Linked DNA regions of Homo sapiens: region 1 is linked to region 2. A link is an interaction called in ENCODE POLR2A ChIA-PET data of the cell type or tissue named here. Cell type or tissue: PC-9. All regions are shown on one strand. Links, peaks and the distances in the headings refer to the core of each region. The heading gives the core; the rest is flanking DNA. Region 1 overlaps SNX9 (sorting nexin 9). Region 2 overlaps ZDHHC14 (zDHHC palmitoyltransferase 14).

The links. ChIA-PET counts read pairs that join two places held together with the same protein. Peaks named below come from ENCODE experiments on the same cell type or tissue, not always from the same donor. Only the 100,000 strongest peaks of a DNase experiment are listed, where the experiment ranks them.
Region 1: POLR2A ChIA-PET joins it to region 2 with 7 read pairs; 1 of 35 experiments calls an interaction of 5 or more read pairs at or near these places.

The regions. Positions count from the first base shown.
Region 1 is chr6:157,860,952-157,876,530 of GRCh38, forward strand. SNX9 (sorting nexin 9) reads left to right here. Exons shown (of 18, transcript NM_016224.5): 2 at 6,596-6,682; 3 at 12,151-12,225; 4 at 14,100-14,225. Among named protein-coding and RNA genes, the nearest start is that of SNX9-AS1, 24 kb to the right of the region's middle. RefSeq lists a silencer at 12,860-12,929. In PC-9, for the core only: no CTCF peak of the experiment used is centred there; no DNase peak of the experiment used is centred there; H3K27ac peaks cover 702 bases.
Region 2 is chr6:157,420,938-157,436,516 of GRCh38, forward strand. The region is part of intron 1 of ZDHHC14 (zDHHC palmitoyltransferase 14); the gene reads left to right. Among named protein-coding and RNA genes, the nearest start is that of ZDHHC14, 48 kb to the left of the region's middle. RefSeq lists a silencer at 3,306-3,506. In PC-9, for the core only: no CTCF peak of the experiment used is centred there; a DNase peak (open chromatin) is centred at 7,994; H3K27ac peaks cover 441 bases.

The DNA.
Region 1 (15,579 bases), core at 4,488-6,987, 440 kb after region 2:
GAAATTTCCCAAACTGCTTGTCTAATTGACCATCAGTTTAAAAAATTCCTCTAAGTGCATTTGTTTCAGAATAACAGATATAAACCTATTTTAGGAAAAAACATTTTTAAAGAACATATCAATTTACCAGTAGTTTATTCTTGAAAATTTTACATACAGAATATTTAAAAATTTTTATTCATTCTCAATTGCTGCTACCAATTCTTTTTAGAAATTTCTTCTGTTTGGAAAAGATCTTTTGCTAGAACAACTGTTAAAATGTTCTATCATCTTGACTATACTTTTGAATGGATTATTAAAGAAATTGCTTCTCAACATTTAAGGAAACTTCATTTCCTTCTTTGGAAATTTTAAGAGCAACATTCTGAGAACATGATAATTAATTGACCCGCATCCCCTTGGAGCTTCTTATCTGGTGCAGCTGACTTGGCCCTGCCATAGTTTAACAGTTTGAATAATGACACTGGTGAAACTGTAGAAAGCGTGCTCATCAGGCTTTCCGATGACTCCCAGCAAGAAAAGATAAGGGAGAATTGGATGATGGCTTCAGAATTCAGAAAGCTCTTAATAGGTTGGAGCAGTGGGTTGAATCTAATAGCTTGAAATTTTATAGCGATAACTATAATATTCTGTATTTAGTTCACATAACAGTGGAGTAAGCGCAAGGTTGAGCAAAAGCTGTGGAAATCACTGATATGCAGTAGTCCCCCTTTAGTGACGGGGGATATGTTCCGAGACCTCCAGGGATGCCTGCAACCAAGGATAATACCAAACCTTATGTGTGTACTATGTTTTTTCTATATATGCCTATGACAAAGTTAATTTATAAATTAGATACAGTAAGAGATGCACAAGAATAACTAATAATAAAATAGAACAGTTATTATAGTATGCCAGCAACACCACTCTTGTGCATCAGGGTCATTATTAAGTAAAATAAGGATGACCTGAAGATGAGCACTGCCATACCTGATAGTCAGTCTACTAAATGGGACGGCTACTACATGACAGTCAGGTGGGCAGTGTCTATGGTGTAGAGATGCTGGACAAAGGGATGATTCATGTCCTGAGTGGGAGAGTGTGAGATTGCATCATGCTACTCAGAATGGCATGGACTCTAAAACTGATAAATTGTTTATTTCTGGAATTTTCTATTTAATATTTTCCAACTGCATTTGATAGCAGTTCACTGAAACCGAGGAACGTGAAACTGTGGAGGAGGGACTACTTATATTGAAAAGCATTTATGCCTTCACCATTTAGATTAAGGACAAATACATCAACATATGTTAATAGCATAATAATGCTCAGGGTCTGTGAAAGTAAGTTCTGTTTCTTCTGATGATCTTAATAAGTCAAGATAAGATTGAGGAAGACGTTAAATATTATACAATTTTGTAAGTCATGAATGTGCTTAAGTTAAACAAGCTTGCCATTTAAAGAGGTAAACTAGTTATACATAGAAATATTACCTACTCTTTATGCAAAACTTCACTTCTCGAGGGTGTCAAATCATTCTTTCCCTGGAATTTCTGAAGATTTACATATTTTATTTTTTAATTGTACTTTTCTGTTTTAAAGATGAGGAGCAACACTGTTGAAGATTTACTGCTTTTTTCCCTAAGATGTAATTGTGATTTATATGCAATCAGAGAGGTAGATACTTAAGAATGGGGCCTTAGCTTTTGCATTCTAACTCCCATATGAACTTTTTTTATTGCCAGGGTTTTGTGAATTTTTTTTCCTTCCTATTTTGAACTGTTTTATTCTCTATTGTTGTGCATTTTAGGATCTAGTTTTTTGGTTTTCATTTTTGCTTAATAAATACAGGTAGTTCTTAGTTCTTATGGCCAGTGTTTTTTTAAATTAGAATGTTTCCTTAATAAATTCTTTGGTTTGGGGTTATTGGTTTGTATTAACTTGGACTCTCTAGGTTGCAAGTGACAAGATGTGGACTGACAGTTTAATAAGCTCATGAGGAGATACATTGGCTCCAGTAACAGAGAAGTCTTCCATGGGGAGAATGAGTGTCAAGTTTGTCCTTCAAACAGGACACTGTTTCTCTTTGTCATTCTGTGCTACATTGACTTCGTTTTTCAGACAGACTTTCTCCACACCTCAGCCAGTTAGCCATTGACAGCAATACCAGAGAGAAGGAGCACTGTCCCCAACTCCCATACCAAAGAGCTCTGAGAAAGAATTCTGATTATCCAGTTTCCAAAAGGAAGGGATGTGGGGCAGACAGAATAACAGATATGTACAACATAGGTCAGATAGAATGTGTATGGTCATACTCCTCTCTTTTCTCAGAAGAGGAGGTATGTGTTAAGAATGGATTATGCACATTGTGGGCAGATGTGTGCTTGCACACTTGGTATTCTAGTGTCTGGAGCATTGAATGGAGAGCTTTGAATCCACTAATGTTTATTTTACTGATAAGTAGATTAGTAGTTAATGGAACAGATACGTGAGATTGATGTCTAGTAGCCATTCATGTCATCTGTAATACTTTTTGAAAGGAAGAGATTAGTTGTGGTTGACAATATATATTGAATATATAGTTTGGAGTTATCCACTGACCAGGACTAGGTGGAAATTTAGCTCTTAGAAATAGTTGAAGAATGAGTTCTTGAAGTATAGCTAATAGTGGAAAATGCAGTATAGGAAAATGGACCATTTCTTTCAAAGACCACATGGAAAATAGATGGCAGTTGGGGTTGAGGCCAGCACCTCTGTCTGTTTGGATACTGTTAGTGGTAGACAAGAGGGGTGAGAAGGGGAAAGTGAGAAAACAGGTGGAGGCAAAATGCAAGGATAGGAAAGAGAAAAGAGGGGTGCTGGGAGATGACGCCCAAAAGCTTTCAGTTTAATTGAAGCTTTAGCATCTCTAGGCTGAATGGTCAATATGTTTTTTTATTGACATGTTATACTTATTTGGAGATATGGTTATTAAATCCTTTTTTCTCCAAAATTATTCTCAGTTCAGATTTCTAAGAAGCATCTGTTTAAGTCTTAATTCAGTGTTTTAGATAAACTTACAAGGTTTATAAACATTTTTCTGTGAATGTCCTTGTCTGTTTTGTGCTTACAACAGGAGATCTACGACTGGGTAACTTATAAAGAACAGAATTTATTCCTCATAACTGTGGAGGCAGGCGGTTCAAGATCTAGGTGCTGGCAGGGTAGGGCCCGGCTCTGCTTCCAAGATGGCGCCTTGAGTGCTCCCTCCTCCAGGGGTAAGGGTGTTGTGTCCTGACACAGCAGACGGGTGAGCGAGAGTAAACCCACTCCCACGAGCCCTTTTTGTAGCAGTGTTGATCCCCTCTTGAGGACAAAGCCTCCGTGACCTAAACGCCCCCCATTTGCCGCACCTCCCAATACCACTGCCTTGGGGGTTCAGTTTCAACATGAGTTTTGGAGGGTCCAAACCCTCTAACCTTAGCAGTGAGTAAGTGCTTAGTAATATTTAAGTGTGTGAGGCTGTTTCCATTTCTTTCTTTCTCACTTGTTTCACATTCTGCTTCACTACATTCTAAGTTTAGTAAACAAGAGGCTTAGGTATTCTATATTTGGAAACTAATTGGATTCAGCTGGATTTTTAAAAATTTCAGCAGGATTCTTGAGGACCAATAACACAACAGCAGGTTCCTCATGCCCGTGAGTGTGGCTTTGCTTCTCCCAGGCTCCACTCTGAGGGCTCGCTTCCTTCCAGCCCGTCCCCTGCCCGCATTTCTGTCCTGTCTGTCCTCATGGCAGGAAGGATCCAGGTTGATGCAATGTGTTTTTAAAAAACACCAGCCGGGCATGGTGGCTCACACCTGTAATCCCAGTATTTTGGGAGGCCGAGGCGGGCAGATCATGAGGTCAACAGATCGAGACCATCCTGGCCAACGTGGTGAAACCTCGTCTCTACCAAAAATACAAAAATTAGCTGGGTGTGGTGGCGCATGCCTGTAATCCCAGCTACTCGGGAGGCTGAGGCAGGAGAATTGCTTGAATCCAGGAGGTGGAGGTTGCAGTGAGCTGAGACTTGCCACTGCACTTTAGCCTGGCGACAGAGAGAGACTCTGGCTCAAACAAAACAAAACAAAAACAAAAACTACCGCAGCCAGGCATGGTGGCTCACGCCTGTAATCCCACACTTTGGGAAGCCAAGGCGGGTGGATCACCTGAGGTGAGGAGTTTGAGACCAGCCTGACCAACATGGTGAAACCCTGTCTCTACTAAAAATATGAAAATTAGCCAAGTGTGGTGGTAGGCGCCTGTAGTCCCAGCTACTTGGGAGGCTGAGGCAGGAGAATCGCTTGAACCCAGGAGGCAGAGGTTGCAGTGAGCCCAAATGGCATCACTGCACTCCAGCCTGGGCAACAAGAGCGAAACAGTCTCAGGAAAAAAAAAAAAAAAAAAACACCACATAACATGACAAGCAGAATTCTGTCCACTTTTGCAGCCATGTCAGGAAAACACCTCAGCATGGCTGCTTTGTTCTTCATGACGCCCTGAGGGGAGCCGTCCTGCTGGCCTGGGCGCCCTGCCATGATCTCCACTCGGGTCCCAGCCTCCAAGGATGGAGGTGGGGAGCTGCTGGGATGTCTTGACTCACAGGCTTTCCCACCATTTGTTTCTTCCCAACAGTTTACTAGGAGAAATTTCAGACATGGAGAAAGGTTGGAATTGAATACCATAGATCCACCATCTAGATTCAGTACCTGCTTTGTCACATATTCGTCCATCAGTCCATCTTACTATTTTTTATGTATTTCAAGATAGCATTTTGGCTTTTTTTTCTTAGTCTGTTATCACTAAATATGAACCTTTATTCTCATTAAAATAATTTCAGGCATCATTAAGCAAATACATAGAAAGGGCAATGGCCAACAAAAGGGCCTTTCAAGTTCTTGCCATATGGTGGGTGTTCAGTAAATATTGTTAAATTAGTGCACTTGCATTAGCCCTGTTAGACTAGCCCTGTCGCTAAACTTGAATTTGCCTTTGAGGACAAACAATTACTTTTAAACCATATGTTTCCTAGGCGCATGTGATCCCCAGTTTATAGGATGGACTTGAGGAAGATAGTCTGTGAAAGACAATCACTTAGAATTTGAAAAGGATTTAAATTATGTATTATATATTATAAAGGTATATATAAAACATTTTAAACACATACCTTGTTTTTACCACGGTGATTCTCTCTTGGGATACATGCACAGCAGTGTTCCAAGGAGTCAGTGTTTCTGGACCCTGTCTCAAGGATCCTCTTGAGGAAGAGCCTGCAAGAGCAGTCCCTCCTTACTCCAGCCAGAATAGCTTTGTCCTAGTCTGTCTTATATGAAATAAAAATTTCATTTAGGGCTGGTCATAGTGGCTCACACCTGTAACCCAAATACTTTGAGAGGAAGATCTCTTGAGCCCAGGAGTTTGAGACCAGCCTAGGCAACATGGTGAAACCTTATCTCTACAAAAAATACAAAAATTAGCTGGGCAGGGTGGCATGTGCCAGTAGTCCCAGCTACTGGGGAGGCTGAGGTGGGAGGATTGCTTGAGCCTGGTAGGTCGAGGCTGCATTGACCCATGATGGCACCACTGCACTCCAGCCTGGGTGACAGAGTGAAACTCTGTCTGGAAAAATAAATAAATAAAAGCTTTTATTTTAAGGAAACGTTTTAAAATCATGGCTGTTTAGGTAACTCGACCAGCACACACTGCCCTATGTAAGTCTTGGTATGGTGGAAGAGTACCCAAATCTTAAATTTCTGAGTTAATGTGGCTAAAGATGCTGCATTATCATTCTTATTAGATAAGGAGCAGTGAACATTTTAATAGCAAGCGATTCTTCTAAAGATGTGTGAATCTTAGATGTGTGTGCGTGTGTGTATGTCTCTGTCTTCAGTTTCTGAGAGTCAGTGTTCCCAGAATGAACAGTTTGTGTATTTCCACTTCTTACCTCCTAAGAGAAAGAAGATAGTCTGTTGTTGTTGTTAATGAAATAGGTGTTTGTTTGTTTGTTTTTTTAAGAGACTGCAGGGTCTCACTGTCGTGCAGGCTGGAGTGCAGTGGCATGATCCTGGCTTACTGTAACTTTGACCTCCTGGGCTCAAGCAATCCTCCCGCCTCAGTTTTTTCAGTAGCTGGTACTACAGGTGCTGGCTACAATGCCCAGCTAATTTTTCTTTAATTTTTTGGTAGAGATGGAATCTCGCTTTGTTGCTCAGGCTGGTCTCGAACCCCTGGCCTCAAGCAATCCTCCTGCTATTTAGTCTCCCAAGTAGCAGGGATTGCAGGTGTGAGCTGCTGCACTCAACCAAAATAGGTATATTTCGAGTAACTTTTTTAGGGTTGATCTCTAAATGCAATGTGGGCAGCTGCCAGAAACCTTCCCTGCCTCCGGAACAGAACAGGGCTATCACCGTTGGTGTTATTCTTCCTCAGAGTAGAGCAGATGAGTCATTTTGGTAATGTCTTCCTTTCTTCCAAAACAGCCACAGCCACTATCATGTTTGTACCAGCATGCTTAGAAAGTGAACTGTACACCTTTTGTGTTTTTACTACTCTGTTTGTGTTTGTAACATCCTCTTTTCCTCTCCACTCCTGATAGGCTCGGGTTATGTATGATTTTGCTGCTGAACCTGGAAATAATGAACTGACGGTTAATGAAGGAGAAATCATCACAATCACAAATCCGGTAAGAGAACTGTACATTCGAGTCTGATTGTCCCATGTGGACTTATTTTTAACAAATCCGGTAAGAGAACTGTACATTCGAGTCTGATTGTCCCATGTGGACTTATTTTTAAGATTTTATTTTTTTGTAAGTTAATCATTCAAACCCACATGATTTTTTTCCTGTTGCTTATGAAATATTGATGGTGAAGTAAGAAGCTGTTATATAAATACAGGAAAAAAGTTCCCTAAAGACAGTTATGTATGTAATTGAGTTTATTATGTCTGCTTATTTTGTATCTTCTTCGATATGTTTATCTTACAATTTTTTAAATTACTTACAACCTTTTAGGTACCCCATAGTTGTCCTGGAACATGGTTCAGTGTGTTTACCCCTAGCATGATAATACTGTATCTCTAGAATAAGTAAAAGATGATGGTGATTTTCCTAAATGTCTTAACTGATTGATCCTATCATCATTTTTCTAAGCTCTTTTCCTAAATCAGATTAGGTTGCCAGAAAGCAATATACTTAGACCAGCTCCAGTGGAGTTAGCTCAGCTCCCAGTGGAGTTCTCTTTGCTGAATTACAAGTTATTGCCTCAGCTTTTATTCAAACAAGAAGCAACTCTATGTATAAAAAGCATTTCTGCATCTTTACCAAACCCTGTTTGAAATTGTGTACATATACATACACACATGCATCTTCAGGTACACTCATATGTATACATATGTACACATAGATACACTCATCTTCAGATGTGTGTCTCTGCTTATATAACTGGGTTTATTATGCCCTCCCAGAGAAGCATCTATGTGATCTCTTATCTCAGGTTCTTTCTCCTGGAGATTGGGTACATTTTGTTTCATAAAGTCAAATCTTTGTAGACTATTGGATTTCTGTTATGGTCTGTGTTGTCAGGAAGCTTAGAGGCAAACATAATATTCATTTGTGTCCAATCTTCTTTGCCCAAGATTCTGTTACAGTTTTTTCCATTATTTCTGTGTGATACTTGTCTCATTACATTTAATTGTCCTTTTTACATGTAACTTTATTGTAACTGTTCTTAAAATATGTAGCAAAATTATGAGATGAACATCATTTGAAATAATGTAACAAAAATTGTATCAATTAATAGTATTTCATTGCAGGCTTATATAGATGGAGAAGGAACAAAAGCAGATAGGGAGAATTTGTCTTTGTAAACTGAGTAAAACTTGAACCCATCGTTACCTGCTTTCTTCACCTGGCTGATTTCGTGACACTGCCCTGTGCATGCCTGTCCTTGGTCCACGCCTCCGCCTCTGGGCCCCACACTGCAACGTGTCTCTTCTGTGTCCTCTCCCTCGTGACCGTCACTCATACTTAATGTGTGTGCAGTCTTGGGAGAGGTACCCTGGAGATACAAAGACAGGAAACCTGGCCCTTGCCCTGTGCTCCTTGTTTTCCAGAGAGGTCTGCATGCCAGTGTTTCTTACTGAATGTTTCCAGAAGGGAACTTGTTGTGTCTGTGCTGTAGAACATGTTGGATCCCACACACCTCTCCCCGGCCTCACTGGCTGTCCTCTTGTGTCCCTCCCCTCTCTGCCTCACGAGTGTTGGGGTTCCCACGTCATTCCACCTTCAGCCCATTTCTTTACACTATGCGGTCTCAGATTTTTGTATTGCCGTCTCTGTGGTGATGACTTTAAACCTGTATCTGCAGCTTCCTCCTGTGGCTCCAGCCTCAGAGGAGGCCAGACACCTTCACCTAGTTTTTTCACAAGCACTTCACACTGACCACGTCCAGACTCAGCTCATCACCCATGTGATGCTCAGCCTACTCCTACTTCTCTGTATTTCTCTGTATTTCTGTTGTGGCGCCTTTCCATTCAGTGAACCAAGGCCCCCAAGGCTAAGTCACTTAAAGCCATTGGTTTCTCTCCCTAGAGTTTTACTCTGTCCAGCCTCTTCTCTCCACCCTGCGCTTCCTGCCAGCGCCCTGAGCTAAGCTCTCATCCTCTTGCCTGGACCATGCACCTTCCTCACTGGCCTTGCCTCAAGCCCAGGGTCTGTCTAAACGGCCAGTGTGGCCAGGTCATTCCTCGCTGGCAGCATTTTCTGTCAGCTGTAGGTCTGTGAGACACCCCACCATGGGCCCCATCAGACCTCGCCAGCCTTTCCCTGTGCACGTGCACAGGCACACACACGTGCACCCATGTACGTACTCTCACGCACTCTCTCACATTATGCATACCCCCACACACACTCGCACACACCCTTATGCGTGCACATGCACACACATGCGCACACACCTCGCACCCTCATACACCTCTCATGCTCTCATACACTTTACATACTCTTTCACGTGTGCACTCTTACACACACGTACCTTCTCACTCTCACCTCTCATGCACACCCACAGTCGCATGCTCACACACATAGGCAGCACTCACACGTGTGAGCACGCACACACACCCTCTTCACTCTCACTTGCCCTCATCCGCACTCATGCTGTCACACATACACCTGCACTCACACATGTGAGCACACACACCCCTCACTCACCTGCTCTCATGCACACCCACACTCATGCTCTCACACATACACATATGCACTCACACATGCAAGCACACACATCCCCTCAGACACTCTCACCTGCTCTCTCACATCCCCACGCTCATGCTCTCACATATGCACTCACGTGTGAGCACGCACACACACCTACTCTCTCACCTGCGCTCACACTCACACTCATGCTCTCACACATGCAGCACTCACCCGTGTGAGTGCATGTACCCCTCAGACACTGTCACCTGCTCTCACACACGCACACTCACATGCTGTCACACAGATGCAGCACTCACCCGTGCAAGCACATACACCCTGCAGATAGTCTCACCTGCTCTCACACATACATGCACTCACCTGTGCAAGCACGCACACCCCTCAGACACTCTCACCTGCTCTCACACATATATGCACTCACCCGTGCAAGCACACACACCCCTCAGACACTCTCACCTGCCCTCACACATACCCACACTCTCCTGCTCTCACACAGATGCAGCACTCACCTGTGCAAGCACATACACCCTGCAGATAGTCTCACCTGCTCTCATACATACATGCACTCACCTGTGCAAGCATGCACACCCCTCAGACACTCACCTGCTCTCACACATATATGCACTCACCCGTGCAAGCACACACACCCCTCAGACACTCTCACCTGCTCTCACACATACCCACACTCTCCTGCTCTCACACAGATGCAGCACTCACCCGTGCAAGCACGCACACACCCCTCAGACACACTCACCTGCTGTCATGCACACGCACACTCGCATGCTCACACAGAGCTCCTGTGGAAGGAGAGAGTGAGAACTGTGGCAGTGCCAAGATCGAGGAGGGAGAATGAGGAACGGCAGAAGTGATGGTAGTTTTTGAATAGTGAGCATATTTAGAAAACGTACTTTATATGTCTTGGATTGAAAAAAGAATCGGCCAGGTGCAGTGGCTTACACTTGTAATCCCAGCACTTTTGGAGGCCGAGGCAGGGGGATCGCTTTGAGCTCAGCAGTTCAAGACCAGCCTTAGTAACATGGCAAAACCTCATCTCTACAAAAAATACAAAAATTTAGCCGGGTGTGGTAGTGCGTGCCTGTAATCCCAGCTACTTGGGAGACTGAGGTGGGAGGGTCACTTGAGCCCAGGAGTTCCAGGCTGCAGTGAGCCAAGATGGTGCCACTGCATGTCAGCTTGGGAGACAAAATGAGACAGTGTCTCAAAAAAAAGAAAATCACTGGGTAGAAAAAGATTATGTAGTAATTTTGTATAATATGCTAGGTGTGCATGTTCTCATTCATAGGTGGGAATTGAACAATGAGAACACTTGGACACAGGGCGGGGAACGTCGCACACCAGGGCCTGTCGTCGGGTGGGAGGAGGGGGGAGGGATAGCATTAGGAGAAATACCTAATGTAAATGACAAGTTAATGGGTGCAGCACACCAACATGGCACATGTATACCTATGTAACAAACCTGCACGTTGTGCACATGTACCCTAGAACTTAAAGTATAATAATAATTTTTAAAAATTTTTAAAAATGCTAGATGTGTATAAGTTAAATAGATTCAGTTTTAATCATAGCAGAGATTAAAGATTCTTCAGTCTTACCTTTTTTTTTTTTTTTTTTTTGCAGACAGGCTCTCACCCTGTCACCCAGGCTGGAGTGAGGTGGTGTGATCTTGGCTCACTGTAACCTCTGCCTTCTGGGTTTAAGCAATTCTCATGCCCCAGCCTCCCGAGTAGCTGGGATTACAGGTGTGAGCCACTGTACCCAGCCTCATCTAATTTCTTTATTGAAGTATTTAATTTTTCTTGGTAAAATAGCAACTTGTCCTCAAGTTGCTATTGTGGTCAGAAAGTGACAAAAGTTGTGGCTTAAAGTGATTTTTTAAGAGAATGTGATTATTCAGATTCAGATTATTAACTAATTAGGGCATTATTTTAAAACTGTAAAAACTCTTACTATGTTAAGATGAGAAAGTGGGACCTGCCCCTTAACATTGTTAATAATTAATAATAATATCAACATTAATAGTTTAATATTTAGATAAAGTTTCTTCCAAGGATAGCAACTTCTATTCTGAATAAAAGTTACAATTTTTCCTTTGATCATAGATTGAAATGGCAATACTGGGATATAGAGTTCTACTTTATTACTTAGTTTATTAATATTATTTATCCAGAAGAACTGAGGAACCATGGATCAGTTCACTTTTTCTGCATAACAATCCTAAAACTTACTAGTTTAACCCAGTAACCATTTGTTACTGCTTAGGAATCTACAAGTCAGCTTGATGGTTCTCCTGAGCTGCACTGCGTGTGTCTGCAATCACTGGACCCTGCTGGGGACTGACTGGTCTAAGGTAGCCTCACTCATGAGTCTGCCAGTTCTCTGGGTTGGCTGGCTTTGAATGGGGCAACAGGGAGACTGGGTCTCTGTCATCATCTAGCAACCCACATTAATTCGTATAGCGACTTGGGTGCCAGAAGAGTCAGCTGAAGTGTGCAGAAGCCCTTGAGGCAAGGTTCTGGATTCCCTGGAGGATTTCCACTTGATTCTGTTGACCAGCGAGGTGGCAGAGGGCAGATTCCAGGCCTGGGATGCGCATCCCACCGCTTCACATTCAGAGCTGCAAGCCACTTTTATTATCTGCCGCAGACCAGTACACAGACAAGATGAGGGTCATCTAATCATCAGCTGTTTTCAATCTTTGATCACTTATTATTGAAGTTTGATTTTTCTTGTTTTTAGGTTACATCATTTTCTGAAGTAAAGAGAAGGCTTAAGAATTTAAGATTTTGAACGGTGTTCTCTAGGAATGAAAAGCTTAATGTTAATTGCTTTTTTTATGTATAACAATTCCTCCACACAAAATTTCTCCAGGAAATCTCAACTGTAATCTTTTTCTTTTTTTTTTTTTTTTGGTGACTTATTAGGATGTAGGTGGAGGATGGCTGGAAGGAAGAAACATCAAAGGAGAACGAGGGCTGGTTCCCACAGACTACGTTGAAGTAAGAGCTTCCTGTCATTCATTCATTAGAGCTCATCTTTGCCAGGCATCTTTTTATGAATTATCAACTTACAAGAAGTCAGCAACTTTTTGCAAAACAAAATTTCCATTGTAAATATAATAAATGTTAACTATATAAAATATGGAAACTACATTGAAATAGAACTAAGAAAAATATTACCTGTAGACCCAAGCTTCAAAGAATGACTACAGATATTTAGGTTAAGTTTCTTCCAGGGATAGCAACTTTTAATTGGTCTGAATAAAAGTTAGTATTTTTCCTTTGCTAATATTATCTATATTATAAATATATATTATAAATTGTATAAATTCAATAAGATATATGAAATTATATCTCAATATATCTGTTAATATATACATTTTAAATATATATTTATATTTTTATAAGCAAAATATATAAATTTTATAAAATGTATTATAAATTATATAAATTATAAATATAGATATATATTTATAATATGACACATATAACGTATTTTTCCTTTGCTGATATTGCTGCCATCTATAATATTGTTTATTGTACAATAGACTCACAGTTTAAATAGATTTTTTTAAGTGCATATCTCAGTTCCTTCTCCCATTCCCATAGACAGAGGGGTGTCTTGGGGGAGCTGCTGTGGGGATCTCCTGGGTAGAGCTGTTAGGATGGATACCCAGGAGAGCAACACAGCAGCCTGGGCTGGTCCTGCCTGGGACACCCCCAAGCTGAGCCAACCACCTGGCGCCCCCTGCTGGTTGTCTTTCGGTCCCTCCAAACCGAGCGAAGGTTCTTGGTAAGCTTGTCTTTCATGTTGGGTGACAGAAAGAAGCGAAGGTTTCCTGATGCCCTGTGAGTACAACTGGAGCTAGATCAAGAATAAAGGTACCTTTGGTTCACCTCCAGGAGAAAAGAATTCCCCCCAGAGGATGTTTACCTGGGACCTGTCTGCAGAGTGAGATCTAAGGCCGTCCTTCTGTTGTTGATAGACAGTGAGGGTGGGGAGTCATGACCCCTCAGAGAATCCGATGCAATCTCTAGGCTTTCCCTCAGAAACGTGTGCCCATGCACACACCACAGCCTTTTCCATACAACTGCAACCCCCTATTCACAGGCCCCTGGCCTCACTCCGTAGGTCTTATGTTGAAGTCTTGTTTTACTTGTATGCACTTTGCATCCAGGAGCCCACAAATTGACAAGATTGAGAAAAATCTGAGAATTTAAGTTGATATTGGCAGTAATTGGATTTTCTAGGATTCTGCTTATATAAAGGAATAGTGATTACAGATATTCTTGGGTTTGCTTACCTTTAAGAATATAAAACCCCCTCTATTAGAAATAGATCCTGCAGGCAGAAAATCAGTAAGGACGTGGTTGAACTCAGCACCATCAATAAATTGATGTCCACTTAGGGACATCTATAGACTGCTTCATCAAACCACAGCAGCATACACATTCTTTTCAAGCTTACATGGAACATTCTCTAAGACAGACCACATATTCTGAGCCATAAAACATACCTCAACATGTTTGAAAGAAATCATACAGTGTCTGCCCTGAGACCACAATGGAATCACACTAGAAATCAAAACAGAAAGATAGATGGAAAATCTGTAAATACTTAGAGATTGAACAATCCACTTCTAAATAATGCATGGATCAAAGAAGAAATCTCGAGAAATTAAAAAATAGTTTGAACTAAATAAAAATGAAAATACAACCCATTAAAATATGAGTATGCGGCAAAAGCAGTGCTTACAGAGAAATTTGTAGCATTGAAGAATATAAACCCTTTTTGACAATTCTTGCTTGCCCTCGAAGACTCCCTGAAGTGACCGTAATCTATGAAAATAATTGCGGCTCTTTCTCCTATTCAGATTTTACCCAGTGATGGAAAAGATCAATTTTCTTGTGGAAATTCAGTGGCTGACCAAGCCTTCCTTGATTCTCTCTCAGCCAGCACAGCTCAGGCCAGTTCGTCGGCTGCCAGCAACAATCACCAGGTACGTCTCACTTCCTCCTTCTGGATGTGGCTGGCTTTACGGAAAACAGAGCGTATTTGTGAAGGCTTGTGATGCATTATAGCTATTGCCATTCCCCAAAAGCAAAAACAAAGTCGCTTTTAGGTTGTTCTGTGGCATTTCTGTTGGGTACTAACAAAGAAATCACCTGTTAAGCCTGATAATGACTGTTTGCAAAATTTATTATAAGAGAAAAGGCAGGGTATTGAGGGTTGCTTTTAGAAGTCTGTCATGATATGAACACAGACCCCAGAAACTGCAAATACCCTCTTAGATAAAGGCATGGAAAGAAGAGGAAGAAGAGGAGGCTCTTGTTGTTGAGGAGGTCAGTGTCAGAGCCTCGGCCTGGATCAGGAAATAGATGCCCTGGCCCTGGCATGTTGCTTACACTCTCAGAGCTAGAGGCCCTCATCCTGCGAGTAGAAGCAGTGCCTGTGAAAGTCTACCAGATCCAGGCACTCAGCACTTGGTACTCTTATTGTATTGCTTCCAGGAAACTTAGAATAGTGGGATAACTTGAGAAGAATACAAGGAAATTTTACATTAATTTTAATTAAAATTTGACTAGTTTAGGTGAATTTGTCTAGTTCATTTATTGCCAAATGATGACACAGAGTAAGTGACAAGAAGAAAATTGAGAAGACAGGTATCAAAATATTGTTGCTGCTGGGCACAGTAGCTCACGCCTGTAATCCCAGCACTTTGGGAGGCCAAGGCAGGTGGATTGCTTGAGTGCTGGAGTTCGAGACAAGCCTGGGCAACACGATGAAACCCCATCTCCACACGTTAAAAAAAAAGTTAAAAAAAAAGAATTAAAATATTGTTAACTGCTTACATCTTTAGAAATGAATGGGCTTTAGGAGATGTTATTTCTTGATTTTTTTTTTAACTACATAAAAGGTTTTAAATTCTATCAGGCCTGATGATAATCATATCACTTACAAGTATTTGCTTATAAAATATCTGTTTATTAGCCAGGCACAGTGGCTCACGCCTGTAATCCCACCAGCACTTTGGGAGGCCGAGGCGGGCGGATCACCTGAGTTCAGGAGTTTGAGACCATCCTGGCCAACATGGTGAAACCCCATCTCTACTAAAAATACAAAAATTAGCTAGGTGTGGTGGCAGGCACCTGTAATCCAAGCTGCTCGGGGGGCTGAAGCAGGAGAATGACTTGAACTGGGAGGCGGCCACTGCAGTAAGCCGAGATCGTGCCACTGTACTCCAGCCTGGGCGAGTGAGACTCCTCAAAAGAAAAAGAATATCTGTCAATTGACCTTCCAAGTGAGTTTATATAAGTTTATCACCATATACTAACTGCAGGTTTTATACATTT
Region 2 (15,579 bases), core at 6,860-9,359:
TGAGGTCTCAGATGACCCCACCTCATCTGAGTTAAGCTAGCTTCAGTTAGGTTTTCTGATGCTTTGCAGCAGAACACATCTGAACTAACGTAATACCTTTTTTAGTAAGGCACTTCAGTTTATTTTTTTTTGTAGCAAATCCTCAGTGTTACTAAAAAAGGGCACTGTAAATAAAGATGGGTGTTATTATGACCGCAGAGCCCAGAATTGATATCAAGTAGACTTTATACCAAGAGCTTGGAGTCTAAAAGTTTTCCATAAGTCAAGATAGAAGCAAACTGCCTGGGCGCGGTGGCTCACGCTTGTAATCCCAGCACTTTGGGAGGCCGAGGCAGGTGGATCACGAGGTCAGGAGATCGAGACCACGGTGAAACCACGTCTCTACTAAAAATATTAAAAAAAAAATTTGCTGGGTGTGGTGGCGGTCGCCTGTAGTCCCAGCTATTCGGAGGGGCTGAGGCAGGACAATGGCATGAACCCGGGAGGCGGAGCTTGCAGTGAGCTGAGATCGTGCCACTGCACTCCATCCTGGGCTACAGAGCCAGACTCCGTCTCAAAAAAAAAAAAAAAAAAAAAAAAAGATAAAAGCAAACTGCTCAGTGTACTGTGCTTTGAGAGCCTTAATGGAAAAGCACTAAAAGAATAGTAACAACTAACATTTGGATTGTGTGTTTCTTTTTTCTTTTTTGAGACAGAGTCTTGCTCTGTCGCCCAGGCTGGAATGCAGTGGCACAATCCCGGCTCACAGCAACCTCCGCCTCCTGCGTTCAAGCAATTCTCCTGCCTCAGCCTCCTAAGTAGCTGGGATTATAGCCACCCACCATGACGCCCGGCTAATTTTTGTGTTTTTAGTAGAGACGGGGTTTCACCATGTTGGTCAGGCTGGTCTGGAACTCCTGAGCTCAGGTGATCCACCCGCCTTGGCCTCCCAAAGTGCTGGGATTACAGGTGTGAGCCACCGCGCCCGGCCTGGATTGTGTGTTTCACATAATTATTTCATCTGAAGATGCATTCATTCACTCAGCATGTATTGAACTCGTTCTAGGCTTCAAGAGCCTCATAACGATTCTGAGGGGCAGGCGATTTAGCTCCACTTAGCAGGTAAGAAACTGATGAGGTGAGGAAACTCGAACCCACGTACCTGGGTCTCAGTTGAGAGCCCTTTCCAACCGGCTGGACTGTAGCTTTCCCCAGCCCCATCCAGAGCATTTCCAGGCATCTGGAGGCTCTTCTCTGGATAGTCTTAGGTTAGCTTTATTAATCAAGGGATAACAGTAACACAGAAAGGTGGATTGAGGGTGGGATGTCAGAAAACTCTCTGTGTTAAGATAGATGTGGACATTGGTGCAAGGGTTGCTGTCAGAGAAACAATGCAAATTGTATTTTTTTTTTCTCTGCCAGATGTTTCCCATACATGTTCAATGAATGTTCCAGATTTTAAAAAATTCCATCTCCATTTCTGGATTCTGTACTTCCATCCCACACATCCCAGATTTAAAGGAATAGAAGGGACCCGTTCGCTATTATGAAGCTAAACTCAGCAGCCTCTAGTGGAGCGTTACCCCGGGAAGCAATCAGCTCTGATAGGACAGTGGGAAGACCATCAGTGGCAGGTTACTGGTTTTCATAGAACCCGAGGTAACTGAAAGCTTCTCATGGGCACTTGCTATGTGGCAGACTCTACACTCTGTTTTCATTTAATGATTTTTAAAGATGCCCCATGTTTTAAGGTTTCTACTCTCCATGATCAGGACGGGCACGGTAAGCCCTCTCTGTGATAACCAGGAGGAGGAAGAGATAGTACAGTAATAGCATGCCCAAGGCATTTGTATCGACCCCTTCTGTGCTTTTTATATTTTTAAATTTTGTACCTTTTTATTCTGTATTTTATATACTTCTTTGCAAAACAGAGTGGCTCTTCCCACAATCTGTCCCGATGGCCTTTTGGGTCAAGGAGCACAGATCTGTGTAGTTATAGGAAAAGCAGCTGAAATGTGTGTGCTTTACTAACTTTACTTCCCCTCTTTTTAAAAAGCAGTTCATTTACTCTTTCTCATGCATTCTACTTTTCAGTCGATAAGGAAAATGTTTTCCAGGCCAAACAAACTAGACTGAGATCATATGCTTGTCAGGAGACACAAACCTTCCCTCAAGGCAGCTGGCACTTGAATGGGTAAAAGTTATTGTTGTTGATATTCCTTAGCTTAATAAGGTCCCCAAAGTGGCATTGACTTTGAGTTCTACTGACTTTTCATGTGACTTTAGGCCTTAATTTTCCCACCTCAAAAATGGGATGAATGAAGCCCCACTGGCCGGATAGTCACAGCTGAAGGAACTGACACAGATATTGTAAGTTTTAGGGACCTTTTAATTTTAAATGTAGGAGGACTCTTGAAAATCCTTTTCCTTTTATTTGGAATTTGTGATTATTCATATGGTGCGGCAGGGTGCTGGGAAGACCTAGACTTTTTTTTCTTAGTGCAAATGAGGTATAATAACATTATCCCTAGGGAAGCAGATGAAAGTAATAAGCAGGATTATATTTTTAAAATTTCATAAATAAAGTTCCCCTTTTATTTAATCCAAATTGGTGAGGGTTTACTAAGCATTGCGGGATTTTCCAGGTATGAATTTTCGGCATGTATAACACTGAGATTGGGTATTCTGACCTCCAAATATTATAGTCTGAAGAGACTTGAAAACATCCACTTGTTAGATCTGAAGTTGTTTGACATAAGACGGTGGCAAAATCTCTGTTTTGTAAGCAAGGAGAATGCATCCCAACCTACAGGCTAATCCTTGAGAAATGTGGCTTCCAACTTGCTGAGCCGATTTAAACTCTCACCACTCCAGGTGCCATCTGTGGATTTGGAGGATGGCATCGTGTAGGAGCTCATTGGAAAAGCAGAATCTCAGGTTCCACCCCAGACCTGCAGACTCTGACCCCCCAGGCGATTCGTGTGCAATATGAGGTTTCAGAGCACACTGGTTCAGGCATCCATCAGCGCTTGTGTAGCTCCCAAACAAAGCCCAGCCTGGCAGGCGCTTGAGGTAAGCTGGGCCTCAACTTGTCCCATCCAAAGCTTCGGCTTATTTCACCTGAGTTTTAACAGATGCGTGCTTTGCATAACAGTCTGTTCGCACCCAAACCAAATACACTTCTTTTTCATATCAAACAACACATTCACTGAAATGATTTCTGTAGATGTTTGAGAGGCAGCCACTGTGTGATATATTTAAACTCACTTTGTTCTGTCTGAAAAATGTGTTGAAAAGAATTCTGAACAGAGGGGAAAAAAGGCAAACCTTAAAGGGATATTGCTGTGATAAAATGGTATGCCAGTGGTGGTGAGAAATTTTGTTTTGCCTTCAGGACTTATTTGTTTATTAAAGAAGAGTGAAGGCAGTATGGAGATGTCAAGCCACAGCTCAAGTAAACGTTGAATCTGACGAGGTCAAACTCAAACACAATCACTGCCCTATTTTTTGGTGGTGCGATTTTGAATCAAAAGGGGGACTGACAGCACAGATAGGGAGAGAACAAGTGTCTTTCTGAGGCTTTCTGAGCTTGAAGCCGTCCTGTTCTCCAAAGCTCTAAGCGGAACACCTGATTAGCAGAGTCAGAGAGCAAACGTGGTGCTTCGCTTGGCTATGAACAAACAACTGGTTAAAAAGCCTTTCTGGAGGTTCTTGTGAAATCTGTCTGGGGGCCCAGAAACCCTGCCCCGAGCAGTGATTTTAGTAACATGGGGATAAGTTTGCAGGAGATTCGATTAATGATTAAATGAACAAACCGGGAGTCCTGGTTTGACTTCTCTTTCTCACCTCCCCTATCCAATCAATCACAACGGCCTGGGAATTTCTCCATAGAAATATCTCTCAAATGTGCCCTTCACTGCGTCCCCAACCCCACCCCAGGCCCCAGAGTCAGCTGGGCCCAGCTTCTTCAGCAGGATCCCTGCCAGGTGTCCTAGGTCACCCGCCAGCCCGCCCACTCTCACTCTTCAGTCCATAGCCAGCCACACTGCAGCCAGAGGGAGCTTTTCATATAAACTCCAAAATCAAGAGTGTTCTGATGTTTAAGACTCCCATTGTTATTTTTATTGGGGTTGCATTATGTTTATAGATTAATTTAGGAAGCATTGACATTGTCTTATTGTTGAATCTTCCTGTCCAGGAATGGACATCAAGTTTTCTGCGTCCCTCAGGTTAATTTAAATTCTCTTCATAAGGATCTTGTACAACTCTTGTTTCATTTACTGTTAATTTCACCCTCTTGCTTCTATTATAAATGGAGGCCTTTCCTTCTAATATCTCTTGAAACTGGTTATTGTTCATATACAAGCAAGTTATTGATTTCTACATATTAACTTGCTTCTACCACCCTACTGAATTCTCTTATGGTTTGAGTAGTTTCTTAATGGATTCTTTGGGGGTTTTTAGCTGTATAGGCATATCATATGCAAATAGTGAGAGCTGTACCTCTTTTTTCCTCATTTTTAAATCTCTAATTTCTTTCTCACCCAATTATGTTGGCCAGCTCCTCAAAGAACAATGATAGCGGACATTGTGTCTTGCTTTTCAATAGTGAAATGCGACTAGTGTTCCCTTTCTAAATGCTGAATTTTGGTTGCGATATCTGCATTTTATCATGTTAGGAAATTATCCATCATTACTTCATTAACTAAGCATTTTTGAAGAGGGATCTTTTCAAAAGGCAGACTTGATCATGTCACTCTTCTGCTTCCTGGTGTTCTGAAGTAGAAACTAAAATTCTTGCCTGCATCCCCAGCCCCTGGGCCATCCGGTCCCTGTTTCCCCTGCAGCCTCATCTGGCCAGATGCTGCATTTTGCTGCCTGGGCTCCAGCCACACCGGCTGTCTTGTAGCTTCTAGAACGTGCTGTGCCCCTGCCAACCTTAGAACCCTTGGACACCTGTTTCCTCTGTAATGCTTGCTGCTCTGCCCTCTGCCACCCCACAGGTCTTTGCCTAACCACCTCCTACTATCTTGCAGAGGTCATCTCAATAGGCACTTCCTCACAGAAGTCTCCTGATCCCCCAACCAGACTGGCTCCCCATCTAGTCCCCTGCATTCTACCTAGAGAGGCAGATGGGGTCAGAGTGTGAGGATCCTGGGGCAGTGAATCTGAGGCTGCCAGACCAGGGGTGGAAGGTCTAAAGGAGGCGGTCATGCTGCTCACGTTCAGATGTGAGAGCCTCCCGCAAGGTGGTGGTTCTGGGTTGGGCAGGAGGGATCTGGCACAAGGAACGTTATGGAGATGAGAGCTGCACAGCTTGACACTGAATGGATGCTGGGTGGGGAGGTGGGGAAGGGACAGCTAGGATGACCTAAGGACTCGACTTGGATGATTGGATGGTGTCATTCACTGAGATGGGGATTCCAAGAAGAGAGGCAATTTTAAGGGAAAAATCAATGAATTTGGTTTGGAACATTCAACAGTCATTTATGGAATGCCAATGGCATGCCACATGCCGCATTAGGGTCTTAGGATCGAGGGTGACCCACAGAGCAGTTTGGCCCCCACTTCATGGAGCTGACTCGTTGAGTTTGAGGGGCCTACGGGGCACTCAGGGGGAGAAGCGCACCAGCTCGCAGGATGTGTGGGTCTGGCACCCAGAAGAGAGGGTAGCCTGGTGCTTGACACTGGGGAAGCCCTGGCTGTGGGTTTGGATGAGGAGAATCCTGGGAGAAGGTGGAAGAGCCGATCAGAAGGGGATGCTGGAGGAAAACAGCGGTCAGGTGTGTGGGAGGGAACAGAAAGGATGGGGAGCTGGAAGCCGCACTAGGAGGGAGTCAGGCCACGGGAGAGGGGCCAGCGTGAGGTTCTACAGAGCTCAGGAGAGAAGCCGGGAAGCCGTCTCACCTTTGGCCATTGGGAGGCCGTTCACCTCCATAAGAGCGTTTTCCGTGGAAACGGAGACTTCATTGTAGTGGGTTGAAAAGTGACAGCTGGGGCTGAGGGACCAGGAAGTGGGCGCATCCATTGCAGACGGCCTTTCTATAAAAGGCAGCTGTAAGGGAAGGAGAACTTAAGATAGTGTCTGGAGGAGAAGGTAGGTGAGGAATCGGTCTAGAGGAAAAGGAGGAGAGGCACGGTGCGAGCTGGGGTGGCAGGGGAGCAAGGGCCCCAGGGAGAAGAGAGGGAAGGAAGAGGGCGTGCAGGGCGGAGGGACAAGGCTCAGGCGTAGACCTGGAGGGGCATCGGGCCTGGGAGCACAGGAGGAAGGAGGAAGGGCGGGTGGAGGGGCAGCTGTGGGAGGGCTCGCCTCATGCCCTTGGTTTATCTGTGTTCAGAAGCCAGTGTGATGGTTGATTTTAAACATAATACAGCAAGTGGGCAGAGATGTGAGGGTTGGGGTCTCAGCGTTTGGAAATGTCACTCAGTGAAATAGGAAGGGAAAGTGTCTACAGAGATGCGCAGGATGCAGGGCCCCGAGGACTGGAGGGCATTTATGTTTTGGGGAATCTGCTTCCCACTCTGCTTTCTCCAGCAGGGCCTACCAGCATGGGTTGGCGTGGGGGTGAGGATGGTTGGCTGGGTTCACTCAGGGTTGGAGTTTAACAGAGCAAATGCAGGACCAGGAGGCTGGAAAGTCAACAGCAATGGCAAAAGGGAAACTGATGTGATAAATCACGGGGTCCAGGCTGGCAGAGATATGAGAGGAGAACAGAGGGGCCCGCAGGCAGAGGAACGTGAGTATTGAGATGTCGGCATGGGAGGTGGCTTGGATTTTCTTTTCAGAAATGGCAGATGCGCTAGGGCTGTTCCTCCTGGAGTAGTGGGAGTCAGAAACACACTGTGAGATTGACCACCTTCCATCGGAGTGTGGAAACAGGTTTTCATCAAGATCCTTTCCATGACATTGTGGCCCCCAAGGACAATGGAATGGTGGGGCTCTAGTCTTCATCTTTTCTCAGTAACAGCATAAAGGATGAATCTAATAAATCACAATAAAACTTTTATTGTGATTAGAGGAATATTGGGCTCCTGGAGGGCTGTTCTGTCATTGATATGTGCTGTGTTCACTTATCCATGTGAAGGAGGAATAGGGATCGTGAATAGAGGAATATCGGGTTCCTGGAGGGCTGTTCTGCTGTCGATATGTGCTATCTTCAGCACCTTATTCAACCTCAATATTTTCTGCCAGCAAAACTGTTGAGAAGGGGAGGAGAGTGCCGCAAAGGCAGTGTGCTGACACGACCTAAGCCCTGGCACAGTCATTTTGGTGTTTGCATGGGTGGCAGCAACACAGTAGGAAGATAAAGGGCTGCACACACACCACAGAGACCCTGCCCACTCCCACCCTCCGGTGCCCCGACCTTGCCAGCTCCTCTGCCATAGAAATCCTCTCAGGAAAGTGGACTGGATTTGCCAAGCAGGGTAGTGTTTTTCTAAACCAGTGATCTGGGAACTGGTATTCGTCTAAAATTAGCCTGTGAAAAGATAAGCTTTAATATATGTCATTAGGTGGAATGACAAGTAATTGAGAGTAAAAATTCCCATTAAAAAAAAAATCTCCGGCAAACAAGGTCATCTTACATAAAAGGGTACTGTGACTTTTTCAGCTGCTTTTTATAGCGGTGCCCTCTGAAACTAGTGGCCTGTTACGCCTTGTGGAAGGGCACCCGAGAGAGGCGCATTCCTGCTTAGCGAGTCCCCCCGCCCGCCCCACCCCGCCCCTAGCCCCCGAGCACAGGTGGCTGGGGTCTCAGGCCAGATTGCTTATGTGCTCACTAGCAACCTTCCCAGTATAAAATGGAAGTCTGATCGAGTCAATTACAGTGCATTGTTAGTCGTTACCTGTTCTGGTTGTTGCTCCTTACATAAAGTTTAATCTCTTTGGTTTGTTCTGAGCAGTCAGAGGTCTCAGCTCCCAGCCAGTGCTTGGTGCTTTCTTCGTTACTGTGAGCCCTCTACTATGATTTCACTCGAGTGACATTTATAGCCATGTACCTGGTTGACAGGAACAGTGAGTCACGGTTTTCCACATTCAGCACCTTTGATTCCTTCCCTTCAAGGGATGATGAGCTTGTGAGTGTGTTTGCGATGAGTGATTTTATCATTGAAATGACTGGAACCTGCAAGTCTGAGTCAGCTCACCCTGCATGGATGGTGGGGGCGTGGGGGAAGGGAACGGCCTAGGATCCACTAATTCTTTGAAAACATTTCTGGGGGACAGGCTCCATGGATCTGTGCAGTGATCATCTCGGCATGGGCGTCGAGACTTTTAGGTCAGCATTTTTCCCACTGAGAGGTGTAATCCATTACTAGGTCATGAAATCAACTTACTAGGTTGCTGGTCAGAATGGAGAATAGAATAGAAACAGAGTAGAATGGAAAATAGAGTACGTCTCCTTTGATAAGCATTGGTATTGTTTTGTGAAACTTTTGTTTCAGTTTAGTAGACTGTGATATAAAAATGAATTTATTGCTGTGGTTAATGGTCCAAAAACTTTGCACATCACTGCCCTAGATGGATGGTAAGTCTTTAACTGATGAGTTCCTTGGGTGGGTATTGAGGATGATTGACTCATTTTTGTATGCCTTTGCCTCTAGCTGTATGTAGCATATATTAGAGGCTCACTAGCTGTTTGTAGAAGGAAGGTAGGAAGGAAGGAAGGGAGGGAGGGAGGGAGGGAGAGAAGGAGGGGAAGGAAGGAGGGGAAAGAAGGAAGGAGAGCAAGGAGGAAAGAAATAAAGAAGGAAGGAGGGAGATCCGATTTTACAGACTTGAAGGGCTGGATAAAGCAGGCCTGGAAATCATATTTCATCTCTCAATATCATTCCAGGATCTCAGCAGCCATCTGTCTTCTCCTCCCTTTTCAAAACCTCCTCCTAAGTGATCTGGAAAGGGAGTTGAGGAAGTCTCCCATATGATGGCAAGAGACAATGGAGGTAACCAGCTCCAAACCAGCAAGCCAGAGTTCAGGATGATAGAGAATCTTCAGGAGGGAAGGAGAATGGCTAAGAAAATTGCTGTCTCTGAGCAGTGCCAGGGTTAATGGAATCTCTACTCAAGAGATCTTGATTGGATAACACGATGTGTTTGCTATTGCTGCTGTAACAAATTTCCACAAATTTAATGGCTTAAAATAGCACACATTTATCACTTTGGGAGGCCGAGGCAGGCAGATCACGAGGTCAAGAGATTGAGACCATCCTGGCCAACATGGTGAAACCCCGTCTCTACTAAAAAATACACAAATTAGCTGGGCGTGGTGGTGTGCACCTGTAGTTCCAGCTACTCGGGAGGCTGAGGCAGGAGAATTGCTCAAACCTGGGAGGTGGAGGTTGCAGTGAGCCGACAGTGTGACACTGTACTCCATCCTGGTGACAAAGCAAGACTGTGTAAAAAAAAAAAAAAAAAAAAAGCATACATTTATTGTATTACAGTTTTGGAGGTAGGAAGTCCAAAATGAATCTCTTTTGACTAAAGCAAAGATACCAGAAGGGCTGCATTCTTCCTGGAGGCCCCAGAGAGAACCTGTTTTCTTGCCTTTTTCAGCCTCCAGAGGCTGCCCCCGCCTTTCCCTGGCTTGTGGCTGCCTTCCTCTGTTTTGAAAGCCAACAATGTCAGGGCGGGTCCTTCTCACACTGCCATCTCTCTGGTCCTCTCTTCCAACTTTTAAGGACCCATGTGATTATATTGAGCTCACCAGGATAATGGAGGGTAATCTCCCTATTATAATGTCAGCTGATGAGCAGTCTTGCTTCCGTCTGCAACGTGAATTCCCCTTTGCCATGTCACTTAACGTATTCACAGGTTCTGGCGATTAGCGTATGGACATCTCTGTGGGACCACTATTCTGCCTACTGCATATGTTTTGAAGATCTTCAATCACTGGTGGCCCTGCCAAGGCATTTGTATTTGTGTGGCATACAGTAGGGCTGGACATGTGTGCATGTGATAAATCCATTTCTACAGAGTTAGATAAGATAGTCATCTCTGGAGAAAGATGGGCCTGACACCTGTTTTGACTGGGTTACTTGTAAAGCCAGGTTATGATACATTCTGGGACTTCCTCAGAGCTGTTGTGTTGCTGATCTGCTTGATGGACTTGTCTGTAAATAGCAGCTGTCTTCATCTGGCTCACAGACTCCCATCTGCCAGAGTGTATACGGGACACAAGGTGAAAGGAACGTGAGTGTGGGTGGTTGTAAGCCAGCACTTACATCAGGCTCTGTGCAATTGTTTGAATTTAATCTTCAGAACACTCAGTTGATGTGGGTGCCATCACCGTCCCTATTTAGAGATGATCAAGGCTCAGGGAGGCTTGTAATTCATCCAAATAGATCACTCAGCTGGTCTAATTGTCAGGGCCAGATTCAAGCCCTAAAGTTCTTCCCTGTAGGAACCATACAGAGTGGGGAGTTCAGTGCCAGGCTCCTAGCCCTGGAAAAGAATCTTTCTTTGTTGGGCTAACTGTGTACTTGGGTCACCCACCTCCATGGCAGGGACCATAGTGCCCATGTCCCATATCCAATGCAAGGGAACGCACTGTGTTGGGAAAGAGTGAAGGAGCTGCTCTGTGGACAAGAATTCTGTTTTGGAGACTGAGGATGGAGGACCTTAGTGTATTTGATGGTGGTTATGGGGCAAGGGTCTAGGTCATTGCTAGTGTGGGTCATATTGAAATCTCTTCACTGCTGAGGCTATCCAGGACTACTCACCTCCTTAGGAAATTTGATCTGAACCAAACAAGCCACAATAAACCAAAGAAGTTACCTGGCATTTTTGCTTTGGCTTTTTATTTTTTAAATTTTAATATAATTTTTTTTTTTTTTTGAGACGGAGTCTCACTGTGTCACTCAGGCTAGAGTGCGGTGTCATGATCGTGGCTCACTGCAGCCTCAACCCTCTGTGCTCAGGCGATCCTCCCACCTCAGCCTGCAAATAGCTGGGACCACAAGTGTGCACCACCATACCTAGCTAATTTTTGTATTTTTTGTAGAGATAGGGTTTTGCCACGTTGCCCAGGCTGGTCTTGAACTTCTGGGCTCAAACGATCCACCTGCCTCAGCCTCCCAAAGTGCTGGGATTACAGACGTGACCCATCATGCCAGATCCCTTTGGCTCTTAAGGGAAATGTTGCTTTCATTTTTTACTCTTGGACCTTTAGAAATGCTCAGCCAGTAACAATCTACTGAAGGAAAAGGGCTCCCAAGGTGAAGAGTGCAGAGTTCACCTCCAGTTTCTTTATGTTTGTGGTGAAATTTGTGTGAGGTGCCGTTGGAGGCTTCATAGCTGTGCATATTTGAGTTTTTAAATAAATGGAAAACATTTCCAGCAAAAAGAGGAAAGAACCTTATCTTGCTCATCTTTCTATCTCCAGGGCTTGACAGAGTGGGTGCTCAACAACTGGGTTGAATGAATAATCAGATTATTCATTCCTTTGTTAATAAAATAGCAGTGCAGTCGGAGGCTGTGGGGGAGAGTGGGGCAGAGCCCTTACTTCAGGGAGCTTACTAGCAGGTGTGGTTGCCCGGGGCTGCTTTGGAGAGGTAAGTAGTTGTGCCAATGGTGTGAAGCTGTGGAAGAGGTCATAAGTCAACTGAGGCTTGCCTGCCATCACTGTCTTCCGGAGCAATTTATTTTCGTTGCCTGGTAGCCTTCCAATAGGAGGTGGTTTCTTGGATCATTTCCATTGTAATTTAATTTAAAATTTGACTTCCTGCGTGAGAGAATGAATGGTGTTGAGGCTGCTTAGAGGCAGACCTGTTTTGTACTAGAAATCTAATCAGAGCTGTTTCCCCAGGATTTTATGAATGGCAAAATGGCTTTCATGCCCCGTAAACCACTGACACGAGCCACCTGTTTCAACCTATAGTGACACTAAGGTAACACCAAAAAATGGGGCAGGAAAACAGCTTTTCATGCTTCTGGAAGTTGCCAGGTACTGTTGACATTTAAGCATGTGCAATTTTGGGGCCCATTTTTATGTTTTTGGATCCAGATGGTTGTTCCAAAAGGAGCACTGTCCCTGCTGATCAAGTGGGAAGCAAAGAAACAAGTTTCCTTCTGCGCTGAAATCCCCGGCGTGGGGCGGCTCTGCTGCCGTCGCCATGGGGCTACAGCATCTCACCGCCCAAGAGCGGTGTGCCTGTGTCTAATGAACGTGTTACATGGCCTGTGTGGTCACTTTTCTTTGAGAACCTTGTCATGTGCCCTAGCAGATGGCAGGTTTGCATTTGGGCATGAAACCGAGCACAGTGCTGGCACGATCACTCTATTTCTTGAGACTTACTTAGGTAATAAGAATTTATAATTGAATTAAGTTGGCTCTTATAATTAATTGCTTTGATTCTGATGATGTGGACACATGATTGCAAGCTAAATACCAAATATCATTATGTATCTTTTCTGATATCGAAAGAAGGGTAGTTTAAATAAAAAAAATTGTAGCCCCCTTGAATAATGCTTTCCGTTTGCCTAAAGGTGGAAACTCATAGGTATTCACTAAATAAAGAAAGAAAAAGATTACAAAAGTAGTGACCAAGATAAAACCAGAGGCTTAGGGCTCTGAGAGTTCAGCCTGGGCCGTGATGTTCAGGAGCAGCTGTCTACCTGCAGAGTCCTGGGCAAACCACTTACCCTCCACGGGACTGTTTTGTCCTGGTTACAACGGGAGGAGTTGACTGGGTGACCCCAGGGTCTCTTTAGCTCTAAAAATTCTCAGATTGTGTGACTGTGGTACTCTGAAGGGCAGGTTTTGGTAATAGCATCAGGACCGAGTGTGTGTGCTCACACATGCACACAGACACCCCCACTCATGATCCAAAGCACAGCTGGTGGCCTTTATCGGCCTTGACGAGTGTCCTTTTCAAATGGAGACTTTATCAAACAGTGACATGGCATGTGCTGTGAAAATGGTGACTGTTTTGATGTCTTCCAGTTGGCTGGCTCCCATCTTTCCAGAGGGAGCACTGGACTTCTGGGTAAAGGAAATAGCAGTGACCAGGAACAAGAGAGCCACCCTCCACACACATACTTTTTTCCTGGTAATTGTACCAGTATGTGACTTAGCTAAGTGTACACATCATAAATAGCTATCAGCCCATGTGATGCCAGAGGCAATGGCTCAGTACATGGTTTTTGACCCTCCTGAGATATATGCTAAAAGATTTTTAAAAATCCAGTTCCAAGATTACATAACCGCCAACAACAAAAAGAAAATAGAGAAGAAAAACGGTATTAGTATTAGACCTAACATATTAATTGCTGATGACTTTTTTTAGAGAGAAGCTAGCTTATAATTTTATATATATATATATATAATTCTTTTATATGTTGAGTTCAGGGTCACTGAACTATTCTGATGTTCTGAATAGACTAAGCCTGGGCCAGTGCAAATTTAAGGCTTGCCTGATTTCCCCTGTTAGGGTCCTGCCAGCCGGCCGAGAACACCCTTAGGAGCTGGGCCTGTTCACACCAGACAGGTGGATGTTTCCTCTGAGCCCGAACTGGACTGGAGTGGCCCTGCGTTCTCCTTTGTCCCATTCCCTAAGTCCCCCTGAGGACTTTATCTGATGAGGCCATTTCAGCTTGGTGATCACTTCCCACTAGTTCCTCTGTGCCCTTAAACATTTTATTTGGGTCATAAAAACACAATTCCATGAATCATTTAGGCCACAGTAAGAGCTGCAATAGGGCTTTCTTTTAATATCCTGTGAGTACTTTCAAAATGGATCTTTTGCCCCAGTTTTATTCGTTTATCAAATGTTTGTCAGTGTGGTTGGGCCACCTGAAGATGAGCACCCAGAGAGCTTGGCACGACGGGGAGGAGCCGGACTTTTAACAAGGCTGCGCCAGTGCCCTCCTGTCAGTTAGACTGTCTGTGGAGCTATTTGCTTAATGAAACTGGACCCGCTCCATGACGGAGAGAATCCTGGCGTGACATGTTTTGTAATAGTCCCGTCTGGGTTGGCTGTGGCCTTGAGAGAGGGGATCTGCTCAGGGCTTCCCTTCCTGGACTGCCAGCAAAGCTTTTAGAGAACACACTTTCTGGGTTTCTCCCAGGGAGACTTATTTGTTTTGACCTTTACACAAAGACATAATGCAGATTATTCAGACCATCGCTGAACACAGATCTCCATGGCTATGCTCATAGAAAATTGTTTTCACTCCGGAAGGAATCGCCATAGCAGTTCCTCGGGGGTTCTTTGCATATGTTTATCCCACTTAATACTCATACCAATCTTAAGAGCTTTACAGATGGGGAAACTGGGGCTCTGTGAAGTCACTGGGAAGAAGCAGGACTAGGATTTAACACTCTGTTTGCTGCCCTGGGGCAGGTTGCCGTCTAATCCAGGCAGATGAGGTAAGTATAGAAATCCGAGAAGAGGGCAAGAGCAAGGGTGCCCCGCAGAAGTGCTTGCACACATGGAGGGAGGGTAGGAGAAGGGAGGGAAGGAGGGACTGCAGAAAGTCTTTGTGATATCGATGACATTGGGATGAACCTTGAGGAAAGGCTAGGACATATGTATGCAGATGTGTGCCTCTTAATTAATGGCAGTTTGTGGCATTAGCCTATAAGCTCAGTAAGGTGGGCACCCTCCTTTCCTCCCTCATTTCTCTCTCTCTCTATCTTTTTTTTTTAAGATAGGGTCTGGCTCTTTTGCCCAGGCTGGAGTGCAGTGGTGCAATCATGGCTCACTGCAACCTCTGCCTCCTGGGCTCAAGTGATCCTCCTGCCTCAGTTTCCCAAGTAGCTGAGTCTACAAGTGTGTGCCCCCATGCCCGCCTAATTTTTGTATTTTTTGTAGAGACACTGTTTTGCCATGTTGGCCAGGCTGGTCTCGAACTCTTGGGCTCAAGCGATCCTCCCACCTTGGCCTCCCAAAGTGCTGGGATTACAGGTATGAGCCATCATGCCTGGCCTCCTCATCTCTTTCTTCACTGTATCCCAAGGGCCTGGCAGCGTGGCAGAAAGCCTGGCACATAGCAGGCAAGTGCTTGCTGTATGCTGTTTGGATAGAGGGCTGGGGTGGGTAGGGGCATGGAGGATATTTCAGGCAGAGAGAGCAGCATGGGTGTGAAGAATTAGGGCAGGTTGTAGTTTATTTTGACTGGTGACTTGGGCAAGGAGAGGGCACTGAGTAGCTGATGAGGGAAGGCAAGTAGGTGGAGGTCACACTGTGGGGGATTTTGGAGGCCAGGCTAGAGAGTCCATAGAGAGGCCAGTTCCCAGAGTCCTGCCAGGTGTCAGTTTCAGAACCTTGGATAACTTAATGTTTCCGATCCTCCTTTTTTTCCTTATTTGTAAAATGGAGATAATGAAGATGCAAATGGAGATAATGAAGGTGCAAATGGAGATACGAGGTTGTTTGGAAGATTAAATAACATAAGATCTGTCAAATGCTTGCCACTGAGTCCACACGCAGTGAAGCATGTGCTTGGTAACAGTTGGCTATTGTTGTTATCCTGAATTCACCAGACAATGGGAGAGCATGACTTTCCTGTAGGGAAGCGATACGATTGGGTCTGGGCTTTTAGGTCAGTGAATCTGGCAGCAGTAGGATGGATTGGAGCAGAGGCAATGACCCTGAAGGAGATGC